2 separate regions of the Homo sapiens genome follow, and region 1 is linked to region 2. The links are chromatin loops, found by intact Hi-C in ENCODE. Cell type or tissue: tibial artery. All regions are shown on one strand. Links, peaks and the distances in the headings refer to the core of each region. The heading gives the core; the rest is flanking DNA.

The links. Hi-C counts contacts between places; a loop is a spot of excess contacts. Peaks named below come from ENCODE experiments on the same cell type or tissue, not always from the same donor. Only the 100,000 strongest peaks of a DNase experiment are listed, where the experiment ranks them.
Region 1: it touches region 2 in a loop (2.0-fold over the local background); 3 of 110 quality-filtered maps call a loop at or near these places.

Annotation. Positions count from the first base shown.
Region 1 is chr20:23,478,738-23,494,426 of GRCh38, forward strand. CST8 (cystatin 8) reads left to right here and starts at 12,380. Exons shown (of 4, transcript NM_005492.4): 1 at 12,380-12,605; 2 at 12,788-13,161; 3 at 14,221-14,334. The coding sequence starts at 12,931. It also overlaps the pseudogene CST12P. RefSeq lists an enhancer at 11,844-12,344. In tibial artery, for the core only: no CTCF peak of the experiment used is centred there; no DNase peak of the experiment used is centred there.
Region 2 is chr20:23,554,508-23,570,196 of GRCh38, forward strand. CST9L (cystatin 9 like) reads right to left here and starts at 13,977. Exons shown (of 3, transcript NM_080610.3): 1 at 13,704-13,977; 2 at 11,467-11,580; 3 at 10,225-10,530. The coding sequence starts at 13,943. The coding sequence ends at 10,441. In tibial artery, for the core only: no CTCF peak of the experiment used is centred there; a DNase peak (open chromatin) is centred at 9,034.

The sequences.
Region 1 (15,689 bases), core at 2,614-10,613, 78 kb before region 2:
GAAAAAGGTTTGAGAATAAAATCAACCCCAAAGCATCATGAATCTCTCGGGAATGGATAGTAATATCAAGGTGGGCCTTTGGGAGGAGGCTTAGAAAGGTCATCAGAGGTGATCCTGGGGCAGAATGAGGGTCCCTGAGCCCTCTCCCACCTGGTGTCAGGGCTCCCTCAGTGAAGGCAGAAGGCTGGCATGTAAGCAGACAAAGCCTGGCCTCAGTGCCAGGGAGATCCCTCTGCCTACAGCATGGCTGACTGGACATAGCAGGCACCTGCAGATTCTACATGGCCTTTGTCCCCAGACCAAGCCCTCACTTTGCTCCCCAGGCCAGTACCTTCCTGAGACCCTCGAGATCCAGGTAGATGATGTTCTCCATGCAGTCCTCACTCTTATTTTGTTGTTGGGGATTGCAGGACTGTCTAGTTTCTCCGGTCACTCAACCTGTCCCTCTAGTTCCTGTGTGGTAAGGATGTGTCCTAGTCAGTCTGAGTTCTGACACCATCCTCCCATGACCCATACATGACCCATGTGAGCTCAGAGGTTGAGGATGCTCTGAATCAGAGTTACAGGAGCAGCAGGGCTGGTCTCGCCCTTCCACCTGCAGGCTTGCTGTCAACTGCTGTGCTCAGTTGGTGGGTGCCCAGAGGGACCATCCCTTGGGAAGTTCATTCTCTCCCCTAGAACACACAGGGTGGGAGCCGTTCATCCAGCATCATGTGTGCTAGGGAGATTGTGAGTGGACACGATGCTTCAGGGGTCAGGTGATGGCCCAATCAGGCATGCTTTCAGGAATCCCCAGGCTCAGGTGGGAGCATTCAGCCACCTGTGCCCCTTGTCCTGGTGGAGGCTTGGGCATTTCAAGCCCTGTTCCTGGATGACTGTTTTTGTTTTTCATTTTTTGTAGTTTTTAATACATCTTGACCCCCTACTACATGCTAAATGCTCTCAGTGCATTACATTTTTCTAATTTATATGTTATACTTATTTTTTTTCAGGTATACTGCACATTTGTCATGGATGCCCGACCTTGGTTTTCCCAGTTCAACCTCCTAAACATCACCTGTAATGTGGAAACAGGTGGTGGCAGAGCCCCTGATTTTTTGCAGCAGAAGTCCTCTCTTCCTCTAGAGTATGAAAGTTTGTAGTTCTAGGCCTATGCTGCACTAGCAGAATTAAAGACATCTTAGCTCCTTCTGGGTCTGTGAACAGTTTTGCACTCTTTCCTATTATTTATTTGCCATGGATGTTTCTGGCAGTGATAAGCAAGGGAGAATTCATTATCATCGTTACCTTGGCTGCAGGTGTAGACTGTTGAATAAACCAAACTCCCCAGTTGATTTGAGGCAGTTCATGTAGGAGCCCCCCACCAGTTGGTTGGTGTACTCATCCATCCACCCATCGATCCATCCATCCATCCATCCATCCATCCATCCATCCATCCATCCATCCATCCATCCATCTGTTCCTTCATTCATGCACTGATTCATTCATTCATCCTTCCATTTCTCTATGCCATCATCCATCCACTCTAAAGGAATGCAGACAATTTTGTTAACCACACATGACCCTTCTGTTTCCATCTCAGGAACAGGCTCACAGAGGGTGGCTCTTCTGCAGAAGGGCCAGGCGCAGGCCTAGGGATCAGAGAAGGTCACTGAAGCTGACAGGAGGCTCTGCCCTCTGTGGACACCGAGGGCTGCATGAATCACAATGATGTCTTCTCCAGAGCTCAGATGTCTTCTCCAGAGCTCAGAAGATGGCAGTTCCAGTCTGCATGCCCACACCTGCTCCTGATGCCTGTGTTACCTATCTGGGACCCAGCCAGGGCTTCATAGCTGCCAGCATCACTCACTGCCCCTGGGAGAAGCACTGTGGTGACAGACACCCATCCTGACAAGCAGTCCTCTCTGCTGGGGTCTTGGTGGGGGATCAGCCTTGGAGGGGCAGAGAGATGAGGGGATGGTGTGGTGGGGGGACATGCATTGGGCAAAGAGACAGTGCAACAGTTTCTGGAGGAGTCTTCCCGAACAGAAGGGCTAGGGAGTCTTTACTCCTCCATCCTTGGTTTGGGGGGTGATTTGAATATTTCTTGGTAAGAAGTCTGCCTTTTTCCTGGATAGCTCATTCCCATGAATTTGCCATAGGGCTTATGGGACAGAATTTTCAGAAACAGCTTTGGGTAGCTCCATCTGTCATGGCAAAAAGATGTGGCAGCTTTGGTCCTTCGGCCAACTTCTGTGCAGGATTTGTGTGCAACATCCCTCCATAATTTGATAGGGCATATTTATATTACCAAGGGGATGTCTGCATGGTTAGCAAAACCAATCAATTGCTGGCCCTTGGCTTTGAGAGCACTCAGGCTGGGAGGGGTGGAGCCCTTGTTTATGGACCCCATGCCTACTGTTCCGGACAAGCACAGCCACACCCTCCCTGAGCTCTGGTCAGCATTGCTTGCTGATGGAAGCACCTTTACCTTTAATTCCAAGTTCACAAGGAAGGCCTGGCATCCTGCTCTTTTTCACAATAAGCCAGTTGTTTTCTACCTTGATCCACACAAAATCCCACTGGTTTCATTTTATATTTCTCTTAGGGACCAAGCATTACCCCTATCTGTATTGCAACAGAAAATTTGGGCCTAAATCATAAATACTTGGAGTCCTCAGGTGTTCGGTGCTTGGGGCTATGGCTGTGAAGTGGTTCTTTAAGGTACTCCAATATTTTAGAAATTGTGTTTACTGCAGTTGGGTATTTTGTCCATGGCCTGTGTTCTTTAGTTCCGGCTCTCATAGAAATTGAAAACATAGCCCTATTGCGGATTTCACTGTTGATGGTGCCCAGTGGCCATGAGCTATGCAAGCAGCTTTGGTAGGGTTAGTAAATTTTGTGCCTGCCACTTTTGTTAGTAATATGATGACCTCAAACCAGTAGAGCTTTGAATAATGTGTCAATATCCAAGATCAGCCAGAATCCAGGAGTCCATCTTGTTTCCTGGAGAAACCTCTCTGGATTTGGGTCAGTCATTAAGTGGCCTGAATAAGTAGGAAGTAAACATATTGAAAGTTATAGTACACAAAATTGACATATATTTCTAAATTCTAGATCTATGTCAAACCCCGAATATTTTCTACATCTTATCGAGTGACCTGTTTTGAAGGAGCAGGGCTCTTTGGAATGCATTTGCTGAGACCCCTCCTAAAATTAAGACTTAATTAAAATCTCAGCATTGGAGTGAGGGAGGCTGAAGAGACACAGAACTACATCCCTACACACCCAACACTGTAAAATATGTGTCACCGAAATCATCTCCTTTAACCCTCACCACAGCCCCCTCCCCATCTTCATATTAGGGCATTGAGCTACTTTTGTGGTTAATTACTGGGATTTTCTGAAATTGACCTCAGGGCCAAACGATTCCACTACCCATATCACCAACTGCCCTTCTAACTCTTGAGTTTCCAACCCCACAGATCCACAGGCATTCAGTAAAGAACAAACCAAAGGCTTAGGAACACTTGCAACTGCCACTTATCTCATTTGTCTGATGTTTCCCAAATACTATTTTTTTTTCAAAAGAAAATCACCCACTACAAAAGCTGCTATTGTTTATTTCCTTTCTCCTGTCAGCCCAGGAATGCAATCAGCAGATCAAAGTAACCAATCTGTCTGTCATGAAAACCCCTTGTCTGGTCTCCAGCCATACCATACTCATCTTTTGCCCCACTTGCTCTCTGAGCTCCACAGACCCTGAATGGCCTCCTCCCATTCCTCTTCCAGCCTCCTGGTTGCACCCCGCTTGAAGAGTTCTGCTGCTTTTTAAATGATGATACCTATTATCTCTGCAATGGTCTATATTTTACACAGACATGTCCCCTGCTTACATCCTGTGCGTGGCAGACAGAAAAATCTAAAATTCCATCTAAATCATACATAACCTCAAATTAGTTTTATATTTTAAAAATACAGTCTGTAATTGATTGGAGATGTGAAAAAAACCTGGCCCTTCACAACAGATTTTGAGAAACACAGGACTTTCTATTGGCCATGAAGTTTATCTTCACACTGATTTTCTGTTCTACATATTAATTCAGACATGGCCAATGTCTTCATCTATACTGTCATTTGTCTATTGACTTCTTATGTCTTCCGTGGGTCAGAAATCCTTAATTTTATAATTTTTAATGTGGGATGTGGCATTTTATACTAAACATTTTTAGAGTACTCTTCAAGTCTTTTCCTCTCTGCTTATTTTTTGGCTTCTTGATCTATCAATTTTTGGCTTTAGGACTATCAAATAAAACGTTGGTCACTTATCTTTTTTTTCTGCAGTTCTCTTATTTTTTGCTAGATATGTGTTAGACTGCAATGATGGTATATAAATGTTTTGATGACTGTATTTTCTTGTCCTATTTTTTCCTTTGTTTATTTTTGTTCCTATATTAGTTATCTATGCTATGTAACAAATATCCACAAACTTAGAAGGTTAAAACATCTATTTATTATCTGAGTTTCTCAATTTGTGTGAGTCAGACTTATATGGGTCCTGTAATCAGGGTCTTATAATGCTGAAATCAAGTTGTCAGTCAAGACTGGGGACTCATCTGAGGCTTGGGGTCCTCCTCCAAGCTCATATGCGTTTATTTTAGGACTCTCAATTCTATTCCATTGATCTCTATATATATCCTTATGTTGGTACTACAGCTTTTTGAAGACTGTAGCTTTATAGTAAGTTTTGAGATTGGGAAGTATAAGTCTCCCAACTTTGTTATTTTTCAAGATTGTTTTTCATAGCCTAGGTTTCCTGCATTTACATGGGTGAATGGGTCCATGGAGTTCCCCACTCTGACATTCCAAAAGTATAACTCTTTTCTAGATTCTCCTTTAAAGACTCACTGGTTAGGTAAGGTCCATGCAGGGAAATATGCCTTTATAGTATCTCAGCGCGATGGATTGGAGACTTTAATTATGTCTACAAAATAGTGTCACCTTTGCCATATAACCTAACCTAATCCCAGCAATGATATTTCATTGTATTTCTATGTCCTACCCACAATCAAGGGGAGGAGATTATACAGAGTGTGTATCCCTGAGGGGATATCTTGTTGTTGTTGTTTTAAGATTTCTGTCTACCACAGTTTCTTATTACTTTATTTTTTGCATTAAGTTCTATTTTGTAATATATTAAGATTGAAAGTCTATTTTTTTGCTTCAGATTTTCCTAAACATTTTCCCAACCTTTTTTAAAAAAATATTTTGGGCATCTTTTCATTTTGAGAGTCTTTTATAGACACTATGCTGTGGGTCTTTTTCAAAATTCCAATCTGTAAGTCTCAATATTTTATTTACTGAGGTATTTTTATTACCATTATGCTAGATATCTTCTCTGTTATTTTCAAACCTTTCTGTTTACTGTATTTTCTCATTTTGTGTTTGTACACTCTCCTAGTGATGTGCCTTTGGACGGATAAGCTGAAGTTTCTTCTGCTTATTCAACTCTGCTTTTGTTCCTGTGGTTACTGCTCACTTAGCTTCAGGGCCATTTTCATGCTCATATCCCCTGTGGCCTCCAGTTCCTGTCAAGATGGTGAACTAGCACGGGCTGCTGGCTTCTTTCTGAAATCAATGCTAGAGAGACTATAGAAATGAGAAGGAAACTTAAATTCTAGTGACCATCAAAGAATAACAAAACAAAACTACGTGAGACTCCTGAGTGACTAGCGGCTACAGGTTGGCTCTTGTTTTGAAGCAATTTTTCACTGTAGAAACTGGCAGCAAATTCTAAGACTTCAGGTACCAGGGCCCCAGGGAAAGAACAGGACAGTGCAAGATTTCTTTCAGTAACAGGAGTTGATGACAACCAGTGGGGTCAAAAGTCTACTTTCAGGGAGTTACATGGCCCATCCCAAATCTCCTGGTATGGTGGTATGAAGGGTTGAGACTATTTGAATGTTGAGGAGGGGTAAATGTATTTTGCATGTAGAGCTTTTAGGTGTGATTGAGGATCTTGGAATGGAGAGATTATCCTGGATTATCTGGGCAGGCCCAATGTAACACACAGGTCCTTATAAGAGAGAAGCAGGAGGGTCAGAATCAGGGTCAGAGATAGAGATGTGATGGTAGAAGCAGCAGAGAGTGAGAGAGGGAGAGCAAGTGAGAGACGTTTGAAGATACTCCACACCTGGCTTTGAATATAGAGGAAGGGACTGTGTTTGTCAAGGTTCTCCAGAGAAACAGAAGCAATAGCATATTTATATATTTATTGCAGGCCCTTGCTCACACAATTACAGAGGCTGAGAAGTTCCATGACCAACCACCTGCAAGCTGGTGAAGCAGAAACGCTGGTGGTGTAATTCAGACTGAGTCCGAAAACCTTCTTTCTGGAATCATTGCTAGAGACACGACCGAAGTTGTTGGTGGTGTCTGAGCCTGAAGGCCTAAGAACCAAGAGCTCTGATGTTTGACGACAAGAGAAGATGATGTCCCAGCCCAAACAGGGAGAATGTGTTTGCCTTTCCTTCACCTTTTTGGTTTATTCTGGCCCTTAATGGATTGAATGATGCCCATCCACACTGGTGAGGGCAGATCTTTTTTTGCTCTGTCACCTATTCAAATGTTAATGTCTTGCAGAAATGTCCTTACAGACATACCCTCACAGAAATAATGTTTTACCAGCTACCTGGACATTCCTCAGCCCAGTCAAATTGGCACATAATATTAACCATCAGAGACCATGAGCTGAGAAATTTAGTCAGCCTCTAGAAACTGGAGGGGGAAGGAAATGCACTTTCCTTTAGAGCTTCCAAAAAAAATACAGCATTGCCCATACCTTGATTTTAGCCCAGTGAAAGCCAGTTTGGACTTCTGACCTGCAGAACTGTGAGATCACACATTTGTGCTTTTTGAAGCCACCAGATTTGTGGTAGTTTGTTACAGCAGCCACAGAAAATGAATGCAGGTAGATTCCAATTTTGGAAGACTGTCAAAATTGCTTTATTAAAAGCATTTTTTAAAGTTATTCTTTTTTTAAATTTTTTAAACTTCATTTTATTTTGGGGGGTACGTGTGAAAGTTTGTTACATAGGTAAACTTGTGTTATGGGGGTTTGTTGTACAGATTATTTAATCACCCAGACATTAAGCCCAGTGCCCAATAGTTATCTTTTCTGGTTCTTTCCTTCCTCCCACCCTCTATCCTCAAGTAGGCCCCAGTGTCTGTTGTTCCCTTCTTTGTCTTCATAAGTTCTTATCATTTAGCTCTCACTTGTAAGTGGGAACATGCAGTATTTGGTTTTCTGTTTCTATGTTAGTTTGCTAAGAATAATAGCCTTCAGTTCCAACCATGTTCCCACAAAAGACATGATCTTGTTTTGTATTTTTTATGGCTGCATAGTATTCCATGGTGTATATGTACCACATTTTCTTTATCTAATCTGTCATTGATGGGCATTTAGGTTGAGACCATGTTTTTACCATTGTGAATAGTGCTGCAATGAACATTTGCATGCATGTGTCTTTATGATAGAATTATTTATATTACTTTGAGTATATACCCAGTAATGGGATAGCTGGGTCAAATGGTAGTTCTGCTTTTAGTTCCTTGAGGAATAGTCATATGCTTTCCACCATGGTTGAACTAATTTACACTCCCACCAACACTGTATAAGTGTTCCATTTTGTCCACAACCTCACCAGCATCGGTTATTTCTTGACTTTTTAGTAATAGCCATTCTAACTGGTGTGAGATTGTATCTCATTGTAGTTTTGATTTGCATTTCTCTAATGATTAGTGATATTGACCTTTTTTTCATATGCTTGCTGGCCACATGTATGTCTTCTTTTGAACAGTGTCTGTTCATGTCCTTTGCCAACTTTTTTAATGGGGTCATTTGTTTTTCTCTTGTAAATTTAAACAAAGTTCTTTATAGATTCTGGATATTAGACCTTTGTCAGATGCATAGTTTGCACATATTTTCTCCCATTCTGTAGGTTGTCTGTTTACTCTGTTGATAGTTTCTTTTTACTGTGCAGAAGCTTTTAAGTTTAAACAGTACGATTTGTCAATTTCTGGCTTGTTGCAATTGCTTTTGGCATCTTCATCATGAAATCTTTGCCAAAGCCTATGTCCAGATGGTATTTTCTAGGTTATCTTCCAGGGTTTTTATAGTTGTAAGTTTTACATTTAAGTCCTTAATCCACCTTGAATTCATTTGTGTAAATGGTGGAAGGAAGGAGTACAGCTTCAATTTTCTGCATATGGCTAGCCAGTTATCGTAGCACCATTTATTGAATAGGAAGTTCTTCCTCCATTGCTTGTTTTTGTCAGCTTTATCAAAGATCAGATGGTGGTAGGTGTATGGCTTTATTTCTGGGCTCTCTATTCTGCTGCATTGGTCTATGTGTCTGTTTTTGTACCAGTAACATGCTGTTTTAGTTACTGTAGCCTTGTAATATGCTTTGAAGTCAGGTTGATTCTTCCAGGTTTGTTCTTCCCATTTAGCACTGCCTTGACTATTTGAGCTGAATTTTGGCTTCATGTAAGTTTTAAAATTGATTTTCTAATTCTGTGAAGAATGGCATTGGTAATTTGATAGGAATAGCCCTGAATCTGTAAAGTGCTTTGGGCAGTATGGCCATTTTAACAATATTAATTCTTCCTATCCATGAGCATAGAATATTTTTCCATATGGTTGTGTCATCTCTGATTTCTTTGAGCAGTGTTTTGTAATTCTCACTGTAGAGATCTTTCACCTGTCTGGTTAGCTATATTCCTAGGTATTTTATTCTTTTTGTGGCAATTGTGAATGGGATTGCCTTTCTGATTTGGCTCTTGATTTGGCTATTGTTGGTGTATAGGAATGCCAGCGATTTTTGTAAGTTGATTTTGTGTCTTGAAACTTTGCTGAAGTTGTTTATCAGCTAAAGGAGCTTTTGGGCCAAGGCTATGGGGTTTTCTGCCTTTTGCAACTGCATGTTTAAACCTTGAGGACATTATGCTAAGTGAAATAAATCAGATGCAGAAAGACAAGTACTGCATGATCTCCTTCATATGTGGACTCTAATAAAAAGTCAAACTCATAGAAAGAGAGGAGAATGGTGATTACCAAGGGCTTGGGGGTGAGGAGAGAGGGAGATATTGGTCAACTGGTACAAACATTCAACTGTAAGAGGAATGAGTTCTGGAGACCTCATGTGCAGCATGGTGACTGCAGTTAATAATAATGTATTGTATACTTGAAGTTCGCTAAGGGAGTAGATCACAGCTGTTCTCACCATTAAAAAAAAGGTAACTATATGAGGGGATGAATATGCTAATTTGCTTGATTGTGATAATCATTTTGCTATCTATCTGTCTAAGCATCACACGTGCACCCTCTATATAACTTTTTATTTGTTAATTATGCCTCAATAAAGCTGGAAACAAACAAAAAGCCCTGCAACTACTTCCCCCAAAAGACCATAGAAATCTCAAAATGGAAGAAAAATAAAAAGATGGAAATATTTGAAGAAATTATGGAGATATATTTTCTAAAATTAAAGGAAAACAAAAGACCTCAAGTATAAAGGTTTGGTATAGATAAGCTGTGCTACGTAAGAAACAGCCTCATAATTGATAGCATGCAGCAGTGAGGATTTACTCCTGCTTGAAAAGTGTGCAAAGTAACTGGAGCAGCTCTCTGAGTATGTTCAGAGAAAGCCCAAATCAAAAATTTCTGAGTAATATCAACATGATGATGGTGTGTGTGTGCACGTGTGTGTGTGCATGTGAGTGTGGATGCTTGTGAAGGCCAAAGGAGCATAAAAGTGTTAAAGATATACGATTTGGATCTTTTACCTAGTTAACAACCACCACCACATACTTCTCCAAAGTCTAAAACCTAGAAATACTGCTTTGATTCAGTGAATGTGTGTGTAGCAGTCAGCTGTTGGCCCAGAAGTGCTGCATAACAAACCACCCCTATCCTGTAGCTAACTACAGTAAGGCTTCATTTTCAGGGACATAGGTCTACAGGCTGACTTCTCCTTGGCTTGTCCAGGAGGCTTGGCTTTGCTTCAGGGTGTCACAGCTGGCCTCACCAAGGGGAAGTCTGCTCTACATGCCTCCTGGGGCCCAGATCAGGTGCTCCTAGACTCAGTGAGTCTCTATGAAAACATGGTTAACCCTGACCAATAATACAAATAGTACAAATCAAATAAACGGAACATAATCATCTATTCCATGAAGAAAGGCTAGGCTGAAGGCAAAGATATGAAGAAGCAGGGATTGTCACAGGTCAATACTTCTCTAATCAAACTGGGATCTGAGTATCAGCAGAATTTGGATCACATGGGGAGCTAGTTAGAAATGCAGAATCTAGGCCTTGCCTCAGACCCACAAACTCAGCACCTACATTTTAACGAGAGTCCCAGGTGGTTCATGTGCACATTAATATCAGGAAGTGCAGATCCACTACACTGATTTTCAAACTTGGCTGCAGATTGGAACCCCTGGGGAACTTTAAAAACAGCTGGCTTCCTGGACCCTGTTCCAGAGATTCTGATTTTATCAGTTAGGTATGCCCTGGTGTTTTAAATCTCCGTCAGTACTTTTAACATGCAGCAGGATTTGAAAATCATGAATATATAATTAGTAAGTGACGAACATTTTGGCAATAAATAATAAATTTAAATTTGCGTAAAGCTTTGCATCAATTTTACATCTAGTCTTTTATTTTACAAAAACACTTGTGTAACATCATGAAGATATTGGAAAGGGATTGTTCACTGCAATACTGTTTGTAACAGCTGAAAATGAGAAACTGAAGAATCTAGTCATAGGGAGAAAGTTTAAATACAGCATAATGCATTTGTAGTCTGCAATGCTTTGCCACCTGCCTGACAGATTCCTGCCCCATATGTGTTTTCTGTACGTTGCCCTTGCTCATAGAACCCATTGATCTTTGCAGCCTAGGAAGAATGCTCACCTCTCTGCCTCACCAGGAACTTTCTGGACACTGATTTGGGATTTTCACAGAAAAGCAGAAGCTTTGAGAGCTTAACAGGTGCGTGCCCCCCTCCTCCCACTAAGGGCCAGGCCTGGGCATCAGAGTGGGCCACGTGACCCTTACCCTGGCAGGACAGGGCAGGGGGTTACTGTTGGCCCAAGCCAAGGGAGTTCAGAGGCCAGGCATTCAGGAAGCCAGAGTCATTGGCACAGGTGGGCAGAAGATGCCAGAGGGGCCCTGTATTAGTCAGGGTTCTTTTAAAGGGACAGAACTAATAGGATATATATGGTTGTGTATATATATAAAGTTAATACTTAATAAACTCCCCTTTATATATATATAAAATATATATATAAATTATATATATATTAATTATATATATAATATATATATAAATTATATATATATTAATTATATATATAATATATATATAAATTATATATATATTAATTATATATAATATATATATAAATTATATATATATTAATTATATATAATATATATATAAATTATATATATATTAATTATATATATAATATATATATAAATTATATATATATTAATTATATATATATAAAATATATATAATTTATATATATAAAATATATATAATTTATATATATAAATTATATATAAAATATATATAATTTATATATATAAATTATATATAAAATATATATAATTTATATATAAAAATTATATATAAATTATATATATAAAATATATATATAAATTGTATATATATAAAATATACATATAAATTATATATATATAAAATATACATAAATTATATATATAAATAATATGTATATAAAAGGGAGTTTATTAAGTATTAACTTACATGATCACAAGGGCCCACAACAGGCTGTCTGCCAAACTGAGGAGCAAGGGGAGCCAGTCTGAGAGTCCCAAAACTGAAGAACTTGGAGTCTGATGTTCGAGGGCAGGAGGCATCTAGCATGGGAGACAGATGTAGACTAGGAGGCTAGGACCATCTCTCCTTTTCACGTTTTTCTGCCTGCTTTATATTCGCTGGCAGCTGATTAGATTGTGCCCACCAGATTAAAGGTGGATCTGCCTTCCCCAGCCCACTGACTCAAATGTTAATCTCTTTTGGAAACACCCTCACAGACACACCCAGGATCAATACTTGGTGTCCTTCGATCAAATCAAGTTGACACTCAGTATTAACCATTGCAGGCCCCTGACTCTGAGGGCACAGCAGGAGGCATTTGCTTGCTCTCTGTGCCCCTGTGAGAGCTGTTTAGACCAAAGGCCGGAGGCTGGCAAGTGGGAGATGTCCTCACTGGGACAAGACACAGGTGCTGAATTACATCACAAAGCGTAACCTCCCTGCAGGGCGTGGACTCAGAGGGGCAAGAGAGACCGCAGACCAGGACCCACAGAGACCCTTGACTGGGCCACAGGCATGAACTAAGAGTGCTGAAGACCTAGGAGAACCACTGGTCAGGTCAGCTCCCAGCTCCACAGGGAGTAAGAAGGAGCTGCAGGCACAGCAGGCTGAAAGTCCACCAAGGGCTGAGGCCACAAGGCCTCTGGGGCAGCCACAGTTTTCATGATCACATCATACAGGACTGAGAAGCAGATAACAAGAGTGACGCTCACAGGGGTAGGCATAGACACACTGGGGCCGAAGGGGAGAGGAACTCTCCCTAGACACACAGATTGCTCTCAGGGTAAGGAGGGGAGGCTGGTAGAGAGACTCCTTAACTGGCATTCCTGGGTGGGTTTCCATGGAGAAAGAGAGGACAAACCCCAAAGAGTGACCCTAATGGCCTGTCTTGAATCCAGCTGGGCTGACGCTAACAGGAGGCAGTGTGTGGCTCGAAGATTCTTGAACCCACAGCAGCAGCTGCGGCCACCCCATCCTGCCCACAGCTCCAGCCCTGAGACGACGAGGAGGAGAGTCGACTTTGCCTCTTGCCCAAGGGACCATGCCCAGGTGCCGGTGGCTCTCCCTGATCCTCCTCACCATTCCCCTGGCCCTGGTGGCCAGGAAAGACCCAAAAAAGAATGAGACAGGGGTGCTGAGGAAATTAAAACCCGTCAATGCCTCAAATGCCAACGTGAAGCAGTGTCTGTGGTTTGCCATGCAAGAATACAACAAAGAGAGCGAGGACAAGTATGTCTTCCTGGTGGTCAAGACACTGCAAGCCCAGCTTCAGGTAAAGGTGTCTTTCCATATAGGTGGACATTTGCATATGGTGGCACAGTTGAAGCCAGACTGAAAGAGTGGGCATATAAGAAAAATATCACTATGCAAAAATCCTAAATATGTGAATGCTTAAGAGCCTAGACACTTCCACAGCATCAATAAGGCAGTGAACACACAGAGCACTTTCTACAAACGCTTGCGCTTTTGTTCTAAGTCCTTCGCATAGATTAACTCATTTAAACCCCAAACTGCAAATCAAATGTTCATGTATTTGCTAAGGTTGGGAGACAGATAGAATGCTAGCCATGAGAAAAGATCTGATAAAGGTGAGTCCAGGTGAACCTGGACCCAACTAGCAGACACTCCTTCATCTCCTGCTGTAATCCTTTAATGCCAGATGAAAACAGATTTAAATGGACATCACAAGTAGCCTTGATTGCATTCAGTCACTAATGAGTTCAACAAATACTAATGTCCTGCTATAAACCTACTGCTGTTCTACTCACTAAAGACTCAGCAGAGAACAAGACAGGCAAACTCATGCCTGCATGGGTCCTCATGGACTGTGTGCTGAGCTGGTGGGAGGGGCTTTGGGTGGGGAAACCCCAGAGGATGGGAGGTTTCACAGGAATCTGAGGGACTGGGGCCTAATGTGGCTGAGGGGGCTGTCCCCTGGTCAGGCCTGTGTGAACCTGAGCATCTCAGGCCCAGGAGAGCTGATGGTTCTGAAGAGCCCACCTTTCACCTCTCAGTCCTCACTGAGCATGCAGCATGCCCTGGGCTTGGGGACAGGAAATGGAATGAGAAGGCCTTGCTTTCAAGGAGGTGACAAACTGGAGAGGAGTCTTTACTCAAGTGTCCAGCTCCAGGAGCCTATGGAGTCCTGACTGATCTTGTTGTACACAGGGCTCCAGGCAGTGGGCATCTTAGCCTTCCGCTAAAGCTCTGTCTGGGGGTGAGGGAGGAAGGAAAGAGGAAAGGACGAGAGTAAGAGTAATTTTTTTTTTTTGTCAAAACTTTAAAAAAGTACAACTCTTTTGAATAAAATTGCATAATTGCTAACCAACAGGTCACAAATCTTCTGGAATACCTTATTGATGTAGAAATTGCCCGCAGCGATTGCAGAAAGCCTTTAAGCACTAATGAAATCTGCGCCATTCAAGAAAACTCCAAGCTGAAAAGGGTAGGTGATGAACCACTCATCTGTGACGGCCTAGGCAGCTCTGAACCCAAGAGAGAAAGCTGAGGCACGCAGACCTTCTCTTTGAGGTCTGGGTGGCTCCCAGTGTTTAGCCCCAGATAGCCAACCCTGTGGCCTTTATAGCAGAAGATCCAGGGCCACGGAACGTGGTGGAACCCTCTGAGCTTCTTTCTCATCCTTCATCCTGCAGAAAGGATGTTGTCAAGACCACTCTTATCTCAAGGGCTCCATTGACTTCTGGCCTTTTGATGCAGGCACACTGGACAACACATAATCACCAAAAGCCTGTCCTCTTGGGTCCAGACAAGCCACCCACTATTGCTGGGCCCATGGTCACTCATCCCCATACAGACACAAAAGGAACTTCATTCATTCACTCATCCACTCATAGAAAATTACTGAGCACCAGGTGCTACGTGCTTTGCACCAGGTCTATTCTGGGTGCTGGAGATTAAGCAATGACTAAGCCAGAGGGTGGCCCCACCCTCCTGGGTTTACAGTTGATTTTTGCTGGGGTCAGTCCAGGTTTCCAGGAAGGTTGGGGCAAACCCACAGACTCCCAACAAAAGGAGGACTTGGCCCAGGGGCTTTTGGCTTCAAGCCTGTATTTTTTATCTCAGAGCAGCTCATAGGCCAGTACTTGGTCCCAGACAGATGAAGGCCTGAGCATTCTGCAGGTTTGCCCAACAGGTGCATCACTGTCCCTGTCTTTACATTGGTGGTTCTCCAATGTGAGCAGGCATCACAATCACTTGGAGGTATTGACAAACCCTGATGACCGGGTTCCACCGGCAGAGTTTCCAATTCAGGAAATGGGATCTAAGAATTTGCATTCTTAATGAGTTCCTGAGTGGTGCTACTGCTGCTGCTGCTGCTGGCCTTAGGATCATTTTGAGAACCACTGCTTTATGCACTGCCATGGCACAGGAAATTGCAGGTACATTTATGAACTGCCCTGCCATTATGTTTGATGAAAACTGCCTCTGTATGCTCAAATGAAACAAACCCTATCATTTCCAGCTCACAATAAATGACCCGTCAGGACAAACATTTCAGCAGTGAGCTTGTCCGAATGCTATCTGATCTTTTATGCTTGTTTTATCTTTTACTGGTATTAGGAATATGGTTGCTTTAAATTTATATTTTCTCCCGGGCTTTTAGGGATTGTAGAAAAGTTTTTGCTTTTGGCAGTTTGTAGAAAATATTAAAGTGCATTAAAGAAAATTGTTCTCAAGGAGCCCACTTGTGTCTAAGATTTCCATGATACGTCTCAGTTTTTAAGACATACATGTTCAAGCAGACATTTGTCAATAATAAAAACTTTCTCTTTTTCCAAG
Region 2 (15,689 bases), core at 4,906-12,905:
CAATGAACAGAGAGTGTATGTGTCTTCTTGGTAGAATGATTTATTTTCCTTTGGGTGTATATCCAGTAATGGGATTGCTGGGTGGAATGGTCATTCTATTTTTAGTTCTTTGAGAAATCTCCAGTTGCTCTCCACAGTGGCTGAACTAATTTACATTTCCACCAACAGTGTGTAAGTGTTCCCTTTCTCTGCAGCTTCACCAACATCTGTTATTTGTTGACTTTTAAATATTAATCATAGCCAATCTGACCAGTGTGAGATAGTATCTCATTTTGTTTTCTTTTTTAACTTTTATTTTAGGTTCAGGGGTACATGGACAGGTTTGTTTTATAGCTAATTTGCCTGTTAAGGGGTTTGGTGTACAGACTGTTTCATCACGAAAGTAATAAGCACAGTACCTGATAGGTATTTTTTTTATCCTCACTCTTCCCTGGCCTTCCACCCTCCACCCTCAACTAGGCCCTTATTCCTTTCTTTGTGTTGATGTGTACTCAGTTCTCACTTATAGGGGAGAACATGTAGTATTTGGTTTTCTGTGTCTGTGTTAGTTTGCTTAGGATAATGGCCTCCAGCTCCATCCATGTTGCTACAAAGGACATGATCTTATTCTTTTTTATGGCTGGGTAGTATTATTTACTTTATATGTACCATATTGTCTTTATCCAGTCTACTGTTCATGGACATTTAGGTTGATTCCCTGTCTTTGCTATTGTAAATAGTGTTGTGATGAACATACACGTGCATATATCTTTATGGTTTATATTCCTTTGTCTGTATACCCAATAATAAGGTTTCTGGGTTGAATGGTAATTCTGCTTTGAGTTCTTTGAGAATTCACCAAATTGCTTTCCACAATGGCTGAACTAATTTACATCCCTACCGGCAGTGTATAAGTGCTCTCTTTTCTCTACAACCTTGCCAGGATCTGTTTTGTTTTTTTTTTACTTTTTGGTAATAGCCATTCTGACTGGTGTGAGATGGTATCTCATTGTGGTTTTGATTTGCATTTCTCTAATGATTAGAGATGCTGAGCATTTTTTCATATGCTTGTTGGCCACATGTATGTCTTCTTTAGATAAGTGTCTCTTCATGGCCTTTGCCCACTTTTTAATGGGGTTATGCATTTTTTTCTTGTAAATTTGTTTAAGTTCCTTATAGATTTTGGCTATTAGACCTTTGTCCAATGCATAGTTTGCAAAAATTTTCTCCCATTCTGTAGGCTGTGTGTTTACTCTGTTGATAGTTTCTTTTGTGGGGCAGAAGCCCTTCAGTTTAATTAGATCCGATTTGTCAATTTTTGCTTTTGTTGCCTATGCTTTTGTGTCTTCATCATGAAATCTTTGCTAGTTCCTATGTCCAGAATGGTATTGCCGACATTGTCTTTCAGGGTTTTTATAGTTTTGAGTTTTACATGTAAGTCTTTAATACATCTTGAGTTGATTTTTGTATATGGTGTAAGGAAGGGGTCCAGATTCAATCTTCCGCATATGGCTAACTAGTTATCCCAACACCTTTTATTGAATAGGGGGTCCTTTTTCCATTACTTGTTTTTTTTCAGGTTTGTTGAAGATCAGATGACTGGAGGTCACACACCTGTGTGACCCTATTTCTGCGCTCTCTATTCTGTTCCAATGGTCTATGTGTCTGTCCTTGTACTAGTACTATGCTGTTTTGATTACTGTAGCCCTGTAGCATAGTTTAACATTGGGTAACATGATGACTCCAGCTTTGTTCTTTTTGCTTAAAATTGCCTTGGCTATTCAGGCTCTGTTTTGGTTTCATATTAATTTTAAAATAGTTTTTTCTAGTGCTGAGAATTATGTCTTTGGTAGTTTGTCGGGAATAGCATTAAATCTGTAAATTACTTTGGGCAGTTCGGCCATTTTATTAATATTGATTCTTCCTATTCATGAGCATGGAATATTTTTCCATTTGTTTGGGTCATCTCTCATTTCTTTGAGAATTGTTTTGTAGTTCTCATTGTAGAGATCTACAATGTAGATCCTAGCTGTATTCCTAGGTATTTTATTCTTTTTATGGCAATTGTGAATGGGATTGTGTTCCTGATTTGGCTCCTGGCTTAGCTCTTGTTGGTGTATAGAAATGCTAGTGATTTTTGTACATTGATTTTGTATCCTGAAACTTTGCTAAAGTTGTTTATCAGCTGAAGGAGCTTTTGGACTATGGGATTGTCTAGATATAAAATCATGTCATCTGCAAACAGGGATGGTTTGCCTTCCTCTCTTCCTATTTGGATGCCCTTTATTTCTTTCTCTTGCCTGATTGCTCTGGCCAGAACTTCCCACACTATGTTGAATAGGAGTGAGAGAGAGGGAATCCTTGTCTTATGCTGGTTTTCAAGGGGAATGCTTCCAGCTTTTGCCCATTCGGTATGATGTTGGCTGTGGGTTTGTCATATATTGCTTTTATTATCTTAAGCTATGTTCCTTCAATCCTATTTTATTGAGAGTTTTTAACGTGAATGGATGTTGGGTTCTATTGAAAGCCTCTTTTGCATATATTGAGATAATCATTTGGGTTTATATATTTTTTGTTCTGTTTATGTGATGAATTACATCCACCACTTTGTGTATGTTGAATCAAACTTGCATCCCAGGGATAAAGCCTACTTAAGTGTGATGGACTAGCTTTTTGATGTACTGCCAGATTTGGTTTACTAGTATTTTGTTGGGGATTTTTGCATCTATGTTCATCAAAGATATTGGCCTGAAGTTTTCCTTTTTTGTTGGGTTTCTTCCAGGTTTTGTTATCAGAATGATGCTGGACTCATAGAATGAGTTAGGGAGGAGGCTCTCTTCTTCAATGTTTTGGAATAGTTTCGGTGGAAATGGTACCAGCTCTTCTTTATACATCTGGTAGAATTCAGCTGTGAATCTGTTTGGTCCCAGGCTTTTCCTCATTGGTCGGCTTTCTTTACTGACTCAAGTTTGGAACTTGTTATTGGTCTGTTCAGGGATTCAATTTCTTCCTGGTTTGATATTGGGAGGTTGTCTGTTTCCAGGAATTTATTCATTTCTTCTAGGTTTTCTAGTTTGTGTACATAGAGGTGTTTGTAGTAGTCTTGGAGGGCTTTTTGTATTCCTGTGGAGTTGTAGGTAATGTCCTCTTTGTCATTTCTGATTGTGTAATTCACATCTCAATTTCATTCAGTTTAGCTCTGATTTTGGTTATTTTTTGTTTTCTGCTAGCTTTGGGATTGGTTTGCTCTTGTTTTTCTAGTTCCTCTAGGTGTGATGTTAGCTTGTTAATTTGACATCTTTCTAACTTTTTGATTGGGATGTTTAGTGCTATAAACTTTCCTCTTAACACTGCTTTAGCTGTGTCCCAGAGATTCTAGTATGTTGTATCTTTGTTCTCACTAGTTTCAAAGAATTTCTTGACTTCTGCCTTAATTTCATTGTTTACCCAAAAGTCATTCAGGAGCAGGTTGGTTAATTTTCATCTAATTGTATGGTTTTGAGTGATCTTAGTATTGATTTCTATTTTTATTGCACTGTGGTTTGAGAGTGTGGTTGGTATGATTTTGGTTTTTTCAATATGTTGAGAATTGTTTTATGGCAATTTTGTGGTCAATTTTAGAGTATATCCATGTGCAGATGAGAAAAATGTATGTTCTGGTTTTTTGGGGTGGAGAATTCTGCAGATATCTGTTAGGTCTATTTGGTTGACAGTTGAGTTCAGGTCCTGAATATCTTTATTAGTTTTCTGCCTTGATGATCTGTATAATACTGTCAAATGGATTTTGAAGTCTCCCACTATCATTGTGTGGTTATGTAAGTCTTTTTGTATGTCTCTAATAACTTGTCTTATGAATTTGGGTGCTCCTGTGTTGGGTGCATATATATTTAGGATAGTTAGGTCTTCTTGTTGAATTTAATCTTTTAACATGATGTAATGCCCTTCTTTGTTTTTTTTTGAATGTTGCTGCTTTAAAGTCTGTTTTGTCTGAAATTAGACTAGTAACCCCTCCTTTCTTCTGATTTCTGTTTGCTTGATAGATTTTTCTCCAACCCTTTATTTTCAGCCTATTGGTGTTATTGCATGTGAGATAGGTCTCTAGAAGACAGCATACCATTGGGTATTGCTTTTTTATCCAATTTGCTACTCTGTGCCTTTATAATTGGGGCATTTAGCCTGTTGACATTCAAGGTTAATATTTATATGTGTGGATGTGATCCTGCAATTATGTTGTTAGCTGTTTATCATGCAGACTTGATTGTGTATTTGCTTTACAGTGTCAATGGCCTATGTACTTAGGTGTGTTTTTGTGGTGTCTGGTTTTTCTTTTTCTGGCATCTTGAGGTGCAATATTAGGATGTTTATTTGAGTTTTTTTTCTTATTTGATATAGACTTTTGTTGCTATAAATTTCCTTCTTAGAACCACTTTTTGCTGCATTCTATAAGTTTTGGTATGTTGTGTTTTTATTTTTGTTTGTCTCAAGATAATTTCAAATTTTCCTTTTAATTTATTAATTTACCCATTGATTATTCAGAAGCACGTCTTTAAATTTTCACATTATTTGTAAATTTAAAAAAAATCTTTCTATTATTGATTTGTAGATTCATACCATTGTGGTCAGAAAGGACACTTGATATGATTTCATTCTTCTTAAATTTGAAAATTTTTTTGCCTATTGTAAAATGTATCTGGAGATTGTTGTTTGTGCAATTGAAAGTAACGTATATTCCACTTCTGGTGGCTGGAATGTTTTGTACATATCCGTGAGGTCATTTGGTCCAGGGAATAGTTAAATTATAATGTTTCTTTATTGTTGTCTGTCTGGATAATCTGCTCATAGTGGGAAGTAGAATACAGAAGTTCCCTACTCTTATTGTTTTGCAGTCTACTTCTCCCTTTAAATCTATTAACTCTTGAATTATATGTTTAGGTGCTCAGATAGATGTCTGGTGTATTTGCATTTATAATTCTTATATACTCCTAATGAATCAGTTCTTTTATTATAAGGATCTTCTTTGTCTTATTTAAGTATTTTTGACTTAAAGTTTATTTTATCTGATATGGTATAGGTATCTCTGCTCTCTTTTGATTTGTTTGCATAGAATATCTTTTTTCATCCCTTTACTTTCAACCTATTCATACACTTAAGGTAAAATGAATCTCTTGTAAGCAGCATAGACATGGATCTTATTTGTTTATCCATTCAGCCATTCCATGTCTTTTGATTAAAGATTATAATCTATTCATATTCAAGGTAACCATTGATATGTAAGGACTTACTACTGCCCTTTTGATAATTGTTTTCTGGCTGTTATGTAGATTTTTATCATTCTTCCTCTCTTGTTTTCTTCCTTTGTGATTAGATGATTTTATGTAGTAGTACGCTTTGAATTTCTTTTCTTTTTTTTTTTTTTTTTTTGAGATAGAGTCTCGCTCTGTCGCCCAGGCTGGAATGCAGTGGCGTGATCTCAGCTCACTGCAAGCTCTGCCTCCCGGGTTCATGCCATTCTCCTGCCTCAGCCTCCCAAGTAGCTGGGACTACAGGTGCCCGCCACCATGCCTGGCTAATTTTTTGTATTTTTAGTAGAGACAGGGTTTCACCGTGTTAGCCAGGATGGTCTCGATTTCCTGACCTCGTGATCTGTCTGCCTTGGCCTCCCAAAGTGCTGGGATTACAGGCATGAGCCATCGTGCCTGGCTTGAATTTTTACTTCTAATATTTTCTTTATCTACTATAGGTTTTTGCTTTCGGTACCATGAGGCTTACACAAAATATGTTATAGTTAAAACAGGCTATGCTGGACCAACAATAACTTAACTTCAATTACACTGAAAAACTCTACACTCTTCTCCCAACATTTTATCATTTTGATGTCACAGTTTACATCTTTTAATATGTATATCCCATAACACAAGGTTCCCCAACCCCTGGACTGGAGACTGGTACTGGTCCGTGGCCTTTTAGGAACCAGGCTACACAGCAGGAGGTGAGCAGTGGCTGAGCAAGCATTACTACCTGAGCTTTGCCTTCTGTAAGGTCAGCAGTGGCATTAGATTCTCATAGGAGTGTGAACTGCACGTGAGAGGGATCTAGGTTACATGCTCCTTATGAGAATCTAACTAATGCCTGGTGAGCTGGGGTGGAACAAATTCCTACCAAAACCATCCCGTACCCTCTACCCCCCAGTCCATGGAAAAATTGTCTCCTATGAAACAGGTCCCTGGTGCCAAAAAGTTGGGGACCACTGCCTTAACAAATCATTGTGGCTACTATTATTTCAAAGAGTTTTGTCCTAAAATCTTCATACAGAAGATATAAGAGATTTGCAAATTACCGTTATAGTATTAGAGTATTCTGAATGTCAGTATGTACTTAGTTTCACTAGGGAGATTTTTATTCCCTAATGTTCTTCAGCATTCCTTTCTCTTTCTTTCTTTCTTTCTTTCTTTCTTTCTTTCTTTCTTTCTTTCCTTCTTTCCTTCCTTCCTTCCTTCCTTCCTTCCTTCCTTCCTTCCTTCCTTCCTTCCTTCCTTCTTTCCTTCTTTCCTTCTTTCCTTCTTTCCTTCTTTCCTTCTTTCCTTCTTTCCTTCTTTCCTTCTTTCCTTCTTTCTTTCTTTCTTTCTTTCTTTCTTTCTTTCTTTCTTTCTTTCTTTCTTTCTTCTTTCTTTCTTTTTCTTTTACAGAGTCTTACTCTTGTTGCCCAGGCTGTAGTGCAGTGGTGTGATCTCGGCTCACTGCAACCTCCACCTCTGCCTCCTGCATTCAAGAAATTCTCCTGCCTCAGCCTCCAGAGTAGCTGGGATTACAGGCACCTGCCAACACGCCAAGTTAATTTTTGTATTTCAGTACTATGTTGGCCAGGCTGGTCTCAAACTCCTGACCTCATGATCCTCCCACCTCGCCCTCCCAAAATGCTGGGATTACAGGTGTGAGCCACCATGCCAGGCCAGCATTTCTTTTAAAGCAGGTCTAGTAGTGATGAACTGCCACAGTTTAATTTGTCTGGGAAAATTCTTATTTGTTCTTCATTTCTGAATGACAGATTTGTTGGGTATAGTATCATCGGTTTGCAATTAAAAAAATTATTTCAGTTTATTTAATGTATCATTCAGATTTGTCCTGGCTTTTCAGGTCTCTGCTGAGAAATCAGAGGATAATCTTATAAAGATTCTCTTGTATGTGACAAGTTGATATTTTCTTGCTGCTTTCAAAATTCTCTTTGCCTTTGGCAGTTGAAAATTGTATTATAATGCATTGGTAAAAGTCACATTATATTTAATCTATTTAGGGTTATTTGGGCTTCCTGAATCTGTATGTTAATTTATAGCTCCAGATTTGAAAAATTTTCTGCCATTATTTACTTAAAGATGTTTCCTGCCTCTTCTTTTTCTGTATTCCTTCTGGGACACCTGTATTGCATTCATTGGTTTGCTTGATAGTTTTTTATAATTCCTGTAGAATTTATTTACTCTTTTTGTGCGTTTTGTTTTGTTTCTCTCACAGGGTAATTTCAAATGACCTGGTCTTAATCTCACTGATCCTTTCTTCTGGTTAATCAAGTCTACTGTTGAAGTTATTTGAATAAATTTTTCAGTTTAGTTCATTGTGTCTTTAGCTCCAGAATTTGTGTGATTCTTTTTTGTGGTTTCTCTCTTTTTTGATCTTATAATTTTGTCTGTGTTCACTTTTACTGATTTTATTTATGTATATTTTGATATTCTCTTGTAGCTCACTGACCATTGAAATATAATTACTTTGAATTTTTTGTCAGACATTTGTAAATCTCCATTTTTTTAGGGTAACTTACTGGTGCTTTATTTTTATGGTAGTGTCATGTTTCCCTGATTGTTTGTAATCCTTATGGCCATGTGTAGGTGACTGTGCATTTCAAGTAGGCACTTGTTCCAATATAGACTGACTTTGACAGGAAAAGCCCTTCACCAATCATCCTGTCCAGAATTCTGGGCAGGCATCTGGTATGGTCCATGGTAAGCTTGTTGCTGGAGTTCTTGGGCAGGCTCACCTGGTGCTTGGTTCTATAGGGTTGGGCCTGCAGCCTGGGTTCACCAGGATTGACCTGTTGATTGGGTCTGCAGTGATGGTTCTATAGCCTTTTTCCATGTGGTTGGGCAGGAAGTTGAATTAACTGGGCAAGCCTGAATCCTGGCTGACTTGGCACTGGGGAAGTCCTGAGTCTGTGTCTGCAGTGTCCAGCCAGGTGCTGGGATGGGCGTGGTGTCTGTGATGGAACTGGAGCCTGAGTGTACAGATTCTAGCCTAGCCCTGGGGAAATCCAAGAGCCAGGGTCCATGGCTATAGGTCTGGGTCCTCAGTTTTCAGAAGCTGTCCTGGAGACTGAGTCCACAGGGGTGGTTCTTGAGCCTTGGTCCACAGGGAAAGCTTGTGCAGGAGTCTACTGGTGTGGTTCTGGACCCAGGGTACACTGAAACATGTCTGGATCTTGGGTCCACTGGAGCCTGGTGCTCTGGGGACCAGCCTGGGTCCTGGGGCAGTGTAATGCAGGGGAGTCTTATAACCTGGGTCTGCAAGGTCTGGTCTGGTGCATAGGGCTACAGAAGCCAGGCTGAAGGCTGGATGTGTGCATGCTGACCTGGAGGCTAGATTCATGAGGACTGGCTTGGAGCTTGGGACACAGGGCCTGGTTCAGATCTGTTGTCATCCTGAAGGCTGAATGTGTGGGTACAGGCCTGGGTCCTGGGACTGTGTGGGCTGGCCTGGAACCTGGGTGTGCAAGGGAAATCCTAGAACCTGGGTTTGCAGAGGCTGGACTGGCAGTGGAAACTTTTGAGATAGGCCTGATCTTTGGGTTTACTGGAGCACAGGATCACAGGGGATGGTCTTGAGTATATGCAGGCTTGTATGCTCAGTCTTCTGGTGCTGACCTGAATTCAAGGGTTTTAGAAACTGGACAGGTGCTGGGTTAGACCTGAAGGCTGGCTCTGAGGAGCCAGCCTGGAGCCTGTATCTGTAGGAGCTAGCCTAGTGCTGGGATTGGCCTGAAATCTGGGACCACAATAGCTGTCTTTGTGTTGGGGTGGGGCTGTAGCCTTGGACCATGGTGCCAGCCTGAAGGCTGGGGTCCTGTGGGACTGCCTGGCACTGGTTTTACTGTGGTAGGTGCAGTGTTGAGGTCTGAGGCAAAGTTCAATACTCCCTCTCCTTCCTTCAAGTAGGGGATGTTTCTGTCCACAGTGTATAGCCTGGAGTGAGAGGAAAGGTGATGTGGGTTGTATAAAACTCTCCTTACTGCACTCTTCAATGTTTTAGTCTTATTTCTGTGCTACCCAAGTGTTGCAATCTGACACTTGGTTTGATGAGCTCCTGTGAGGATATTTTATGTATAGTTAGGTTCAAATTGAGGTATTTGAGAAGGGATGAATGTGGAAAGTTTCTATTCTGCCACCTTATTGACATCACTCCAAGGATTTTTATTATAATAAACATTGTGAAAATGTCCTATGTAATTTAACTTGAAAAGTGGGCAATTTAATTCCTATATTCCTGAAGGTTTTCATTCTACCTAGGCTGGTTCAGAAGTTAAGCAGTTAGTTAATCCTCTGCTAAGTCTGAAGCCCTCTCACTCCCTTCCTACCTCTCCCATGCATCTGCACATCCCATACTGGGAAATCCCTCTCCTCTGGGAGAAAGTATCTTGGTCTTGATTTGTTTCTTAAACAAATCCTATACCTTCATATCTTATATAACTTCCATCCTACTTGATGCTGTTCTTTCATGTTTCTTATGTTGTTATCCAGGTTCATGAACCCCTGGGGATTTGCGAGAATGCAGACTTATTTTCCAAAGGCGGGGAGGCCCTGAGGTTCAACATTTCTAAGAGATTTTCCAAAGATGCTGCTGCCTCACACATCAGGACCATTTTACGAGGGTGAGCCTAGAAGTCTTTCTTCTGCCCACCAACATGCTGAGGATCAGGAAAGGCATGTGAGCCACTCTTCAAGAGAAGAGGCCACAAGACCAGGGGAGCCCAACACCATGTCTGAGCTTATCCAGGCACATGAGGTGCCTGAGAGGAGATAGTCATTGCACCTCTGGCCACGTGGGTTATTGGCCGTGATCCCTGAGACAGCAGCTCAGATGTACCACTTGTGCCACCTGGAGCTGGCTCAGGAGTCCATCTACCCAGATCCTACTTGTCTGCCCTGGTGAGAATAACTCCATCAAACACCCAGCCCCTTTTATCGAGAACTACAGCACACAAAGTTTCTTAAAATGCTGATGTTTAATGATCTACACTACATGATTAGGCTCAAGATGTGTGGATTTTCTAAAACACTGATCTGAGATCTCAAACACATGCAAAATAGGATAACAAACAAGTCCAAAGCTGCTCAGCCACTGAAGAGTCCTCAGGAGAGTAGTGCTGATGTCCACGGAATGTGGGAGCAGCACATGGACAAGCCTGTGAGTGGGTTTCACTCAGTGGAATCCCTCCAAGCAGGTCTTGTTCAGGAGGCTGAACTGAGTCATCCAGGGCCTGGTGCTGATGGTGAAGAAGCAGGTGAAAGTCTGAGAGAACAAGCACAGGAAGGGACAGTGGGTGAGGGAGGCTCAGGAAGCTCATGGCTCAAGCTCTGAACAATGGCTTCCTCTCCACATTGCCCTTTCCCAGGTCAAGCAGTGGGAAGACGGGGCCTCTGGCTATCATGTGCTGCCCCCAAGCCTGAGTCCTGGGCTGTTCTGGAGATTTGAGCTGAACTGCAACTCTTTTCTGACCCAGGGGCGCCTGTGCAATGTTCCCCACTCCCTAGCAGTGGCCCTCAGGGGAACCCCGGGCTGTCCTGGTGTGATCCCTGCACCCAAGAGCAGCAGGAGAATGCATTGTCCCAGTGGAAGCAGTTCCCAGATTTAAGCAATCAGCTACCTATTTTTTAATATTACAATAAGGGTGTTGATTAAGCATAGGAAGAGTTTTCCCAGAGCCAGGCTTTACTTGGAGCTTGTCCCCTAGAGCAGGTGCTGCAGCTCAGCTCAGGGCCTGGGAGGGAGGGTAGTGGGGCTCCTTCTCAGCCTCTACCACTTTTGGGTCTAGGGGAGGGTAAGGAAACCCTGAGAACTGCATCCACAGACAGAGGTGATGTCAGATCCCAGGTTCTTCCAGAAGGCAGGGGAGGAAGACCAGAGAGGGGACCACTTCTTACTGGACCCAGGAGACTGGGACCCCAGGGGGAAAGAGCAGTCTGAAGGCCATGTGCCCTGGGTGCAGGCAGCTGCAGTGGCATGACAGGGCAGAGTTGATAAACTCAGATTGGCCAGGAGCCTGCAAGTGGACCCCTAGCTGCCTGCCCCTCTGCGCTCCCCACTAAGGCACAAGCAGGGCAGCCTGGTAGAGGCTGCTGCAGGCTCACTCCTCTAAGTCTCTTTGTCAGTTGCACCTGTGCCCACACCACACCCCATGTGGCATCCACAGCTGTATCCAGGAGGGAAGCTGGTGTCCTGTCTTACATTGTTCAGCTCTGTGCTTTCTTGGAAATGGCAGTTGTCAATGTCGTCTTCAAATTTCCCACACCTAGTTCTCCCCAGCAGTAGCTCCATTGAGAATACAGTCTTGGACTCCACCTATTGCACACAGAGAGATTAATGTGAACACACCCTCCTTGTTGCCCCTAAGTAGCTGCTGGTGAAGATGTCATTTGTGTAGGAGAAGTCCCAACATTCTCCTCCATTAGGGAGCTTGCCCATGGGCCTGGCATCAGGAGATCTTCTTTAGATTGGGCAGTTAAGAACAAAAAGCGGATGGGCATGGTGGCCCCAGGGCAGACACCCATGAATGTATCCCTATTTCCAGATGCACTTCCCACTCTCCCATGGTGAGACCCCAGTTTCACTCTCAGTCAGTGTCTGAACCTGCAGCTGCATTTCCAGAGGATGGCGCTATGTGCCTGGGGAGGGGTTTGGCTCTCCAAGAGCTTTCAGGGTAACCTCAGCCCTGGGACAGAGGGAGCCTCATCTAGGGCATGTTGTCAAACCTTCCACCTGACCTGAGGAAAAAAAAAATGCAAGAATGCCACCCAGCACTCCCACTACACACAGGCATACATCCTTGGGACAATGGCTTCAAGAAACACCATCTGGGGCCGGGTGTGGTGGCTCACACCTGTAATCCCAGCACTTTTGGAGGCTGGGGTGGGTGAATAATGAGGTCGGGAGTTCGAGACCAGCCTGGCCAACATGGTGAAAACCCATCTCTACTAAAAATACAAAAGTTAGCTGGGCATGGTGGCAGGTGCTTGTAATCCCAGCTACTCGGGAGGGAGGCTGAGGCAGGAGAATTGTTTGAACCCGGGAGGCAGAGGTTGCAGGGAGCTGAGATTGTGCCATTGCACTCCAGCCTGGTTGACAGGGTGAGACTCCATATCAAAAGAAAGAAAGAAAGAAAGAAACACCATCTGCCCTATTGCAAAGTGCACCTTGATCTTCTCACTCCTTTCAGTTTCACTTCATTCCATCTCCTTTCTCCCTATCCGTCCATTTCCCCAACTCCAAAACTGACTCTGGAATTGTCACATCCAGGAACCCACGTGGCAGGCTCCAGCCCAGAGAGCAGGGGTCAGAGAACCAGCCAGGGCCTTGCACAGGGTCTTTCCAGAGGCTGAAGCTTGGTGCAGGGTTGGGGTCCTTTTGCTCTTCTTGCAAGGTTTCAGTAATGAGGTAGGAAGAGCATTTTTGCCTCTCTACCCAACTAGAAGTCCTCAACTTAGCTGGGTGCAGTGGCTCATGCCTGTAATCCCAGCACTTTGGGAGGCCGAGGTGGGCAGATCATGAGGTCAGGAGTTCAAGACCAGCCTGGCCAACATAGTGAAACCCTGTCTCTACTAAAAATACAAAAAATTAACCAGGCATCTGGCGGGTGCCTGTAATCCCAGTTATTTGGGAGGCTGAGGCAGGAGAATCACTTGAACCTGGGAGGCGGATCTTGCAGTGAGCGGAGATGACGCCACTGTACTCTAGCCTGGGTGACAGAGCAAGATTCCATCTCAAAAAAAAAAAAAAAAAAAAGTCCTCAACTTGGTGACTATTTTCATTGTTCATGCCTACAGCACAGATGAACTGTGCATTCCTGATTGCATTCTGTAGTGACTTCATTAAAAGGAGAACATTTAGGATTAAGACCTGTGGTCTGAGGAAGAGTGTGAAACAGTCTTCAGTTTATTAAGTGCAGACACACCAAGGAGCTCAGAGAAGTTGGAAATCAGCAAAGAGGAACTGACCACCCAGAGGTCTTTTGGGACTGGTGGGGGTTTCTTATTGCTCCTGAACCCTTACTGTTCTCTTTTTTAATTTTCATTTTTTAAATTATCTCTTTTTTATTACATTTTTTGGAAGTATTTCTCAATTTCTCTCTATTCACATTTTCTGTTCAGCCCTTTTCCTTATTCCGTATCTTCATTTTCTTGGTAGTCCTCATTTTGAAGTCATTCTTCAGTTAAATAATGTCATAAAAAGATGGAGATTAAACAATATGTTTTTCATGAGAGTTGATTAGGATCAAATTATTTGAAATTTCTAACTTAGATGTTTTCAAAATCAAAAACTAACTAAACTACCTTGTATTTTCTTAAGTATGGACTACAACTGGTGAACAAGACTCTTCAATAAGACCCCCTGTCCCCACCCCACTCCCATTTTTCACTGAGCAGCACATGCCAGATGCCAGGGCAGGAGGGTACGTGGTCACCAACCTGCTCCTTCCAGGAATTCAAGATGTGCCCCAGTCTGTAGGCATAGTAGTCCTTGCTCTGTTGGTTGAATGTGTGGACAGCAAACTCCACTGTGGCAGGGAGGTAACGAGCCATGACATTGTGTTCATCACAGTCCCTTTGCTCGTGGAAATGCCAGGCATAGATCAGCAGGATCTGGGAGCCTAAGAGAAGCAGCAGCAGCGCCCAGGACAGACCTCCCTTCCACGGCAGGCCCAGCATGGTGCTGACTGTAGGCACCGCTGACTTTGCTCTTCCCAGCCCCCGTGCCCACAGGAGTTAATTGAGCACAGACCCAGCCCTTAATCTTATCTGCTCAGACAGCCCTGTGGGACAAACTTGTCTCACCCCACACTGGCAACAGGCACTCCTACAGGACAGGAAGGACAGGATCCTGGATTAAAGGGAGGCAGCTCTGGATGTGGAGTCACTCATCTGCCATCCTTCTGCCCTATACTCTCTAGGCCAGCACAAGCCACAGGCAGGAGGGGAGCTACCCTCTGCCACTAGCTTTGAAGGCTGCTCCTTCAGAACCCACAGGTTCTGGTTGTCCTCAGGTGCTTGGTGTCCTTGGATGATTCTGTGCCTTCGCCTCCCACAGCGAACTGAGATAAGACCTGGGGACATCTCGACTCTCACTCTCCCCTCCTTCACCCCGTCGAAGAGAGGATCTCCGTTGTTCAGAAAAATAACTAAGATATCAGTTTGTTCTTTTGTTGTATAATACCTCAACAGTTGTACTCTGTGAACCAAGGGAAAAAATGAAAAAAATAAATGGCAATTTTTATCAACCATTTTGACCTGGGATGGACAATGAGTATTGTGAGAAAAGGGCAGGAAAGACAGAGACCCAAGTCCTGAGGCCCCAGCCTGGTCATGCCCAGCCCAGCCCTGCTTGCATTTCTAAACCTTGTCAGCCCTGGTTCCAGCTGAGCCAGAGCCAAGGTTTCTACAGGGCCCACCGCCCTACATCTGCAGCCCCACCACACACACTCATGTTTTATTAGACTGGAATATCATTCTAGACCAAATTTTTAAACACTTCTCTGGGAGATCACATGTTTCTGCCTCAGTGAGATAGAGGTTGGACCATTCTTCAGCCCCTTGATCATTTTTGTCTCCATCTGACCATCCTTCTTGGTGTTCTAGAGTGAGCTATTTTGCCAGCACTTAGGTGATACTAGGTGGTTACTTTTAAATCAATTTCCTGGCAATAACTAACCTGAAAGAGGAAATAATAATATTTTGTTGCTGTAAGAATGAACATTAAATAGTGCAGGACAGGTGAAGTATGCAAAAGTGAGAGCTTTGAGTTTGGCTGAGAAGACTATGGTGCTGCAATATAGGCAAGAACCTAGCATTGTTGCCAGATAACAGAATAGAAAGTTCAGTCCCAAGTCAGGGAGACTGATTCTACAAGAACTGTTCTGACTGTGTCCCATACCATGTTCCCAGATCACAGCAGGGCCAGGCCTGGGAAGAGCATCACTGCATCTGTCCACACTAGCACAGCACTGGCCAGGTCAAGACAGCTGCAGGTGAAGAGAGTCATGCTGCCTGACCCAACACTGGGGTGGTCCCGAGTGTCTCCTCACAGGAGACTTCACCCATCACAGACAGAAGAAAGTAGCTAGTGTGTGGGGAGCTGCTGCCCAGGAGCCATGTGCATCTTGATCTTCTGCCTTGACTCCAGGAAGTGGGTGACACAGAGTAGCTGAAACCTGTGTCCTGATTAGCAATGATAACAGGTGAAATCTGGCCCATTGCGTTGTTTCATGGGTTGTTTTTTTTTTTTTTTTTGACGGAATCTCTGTTGCCCAGGCTTGAGTGCGGTGGTGTGATCTTGGCTCACTGCTGCAACCTCCGCCTCCCAGGTTCAAGAGATTCTCCTGCCTCAGCCTCCTGAGTAGCTGAGATTACAGGCGTGTTGCACCATGCCCGGCTAATTCTTTGTGTTTTTAGTAGAGA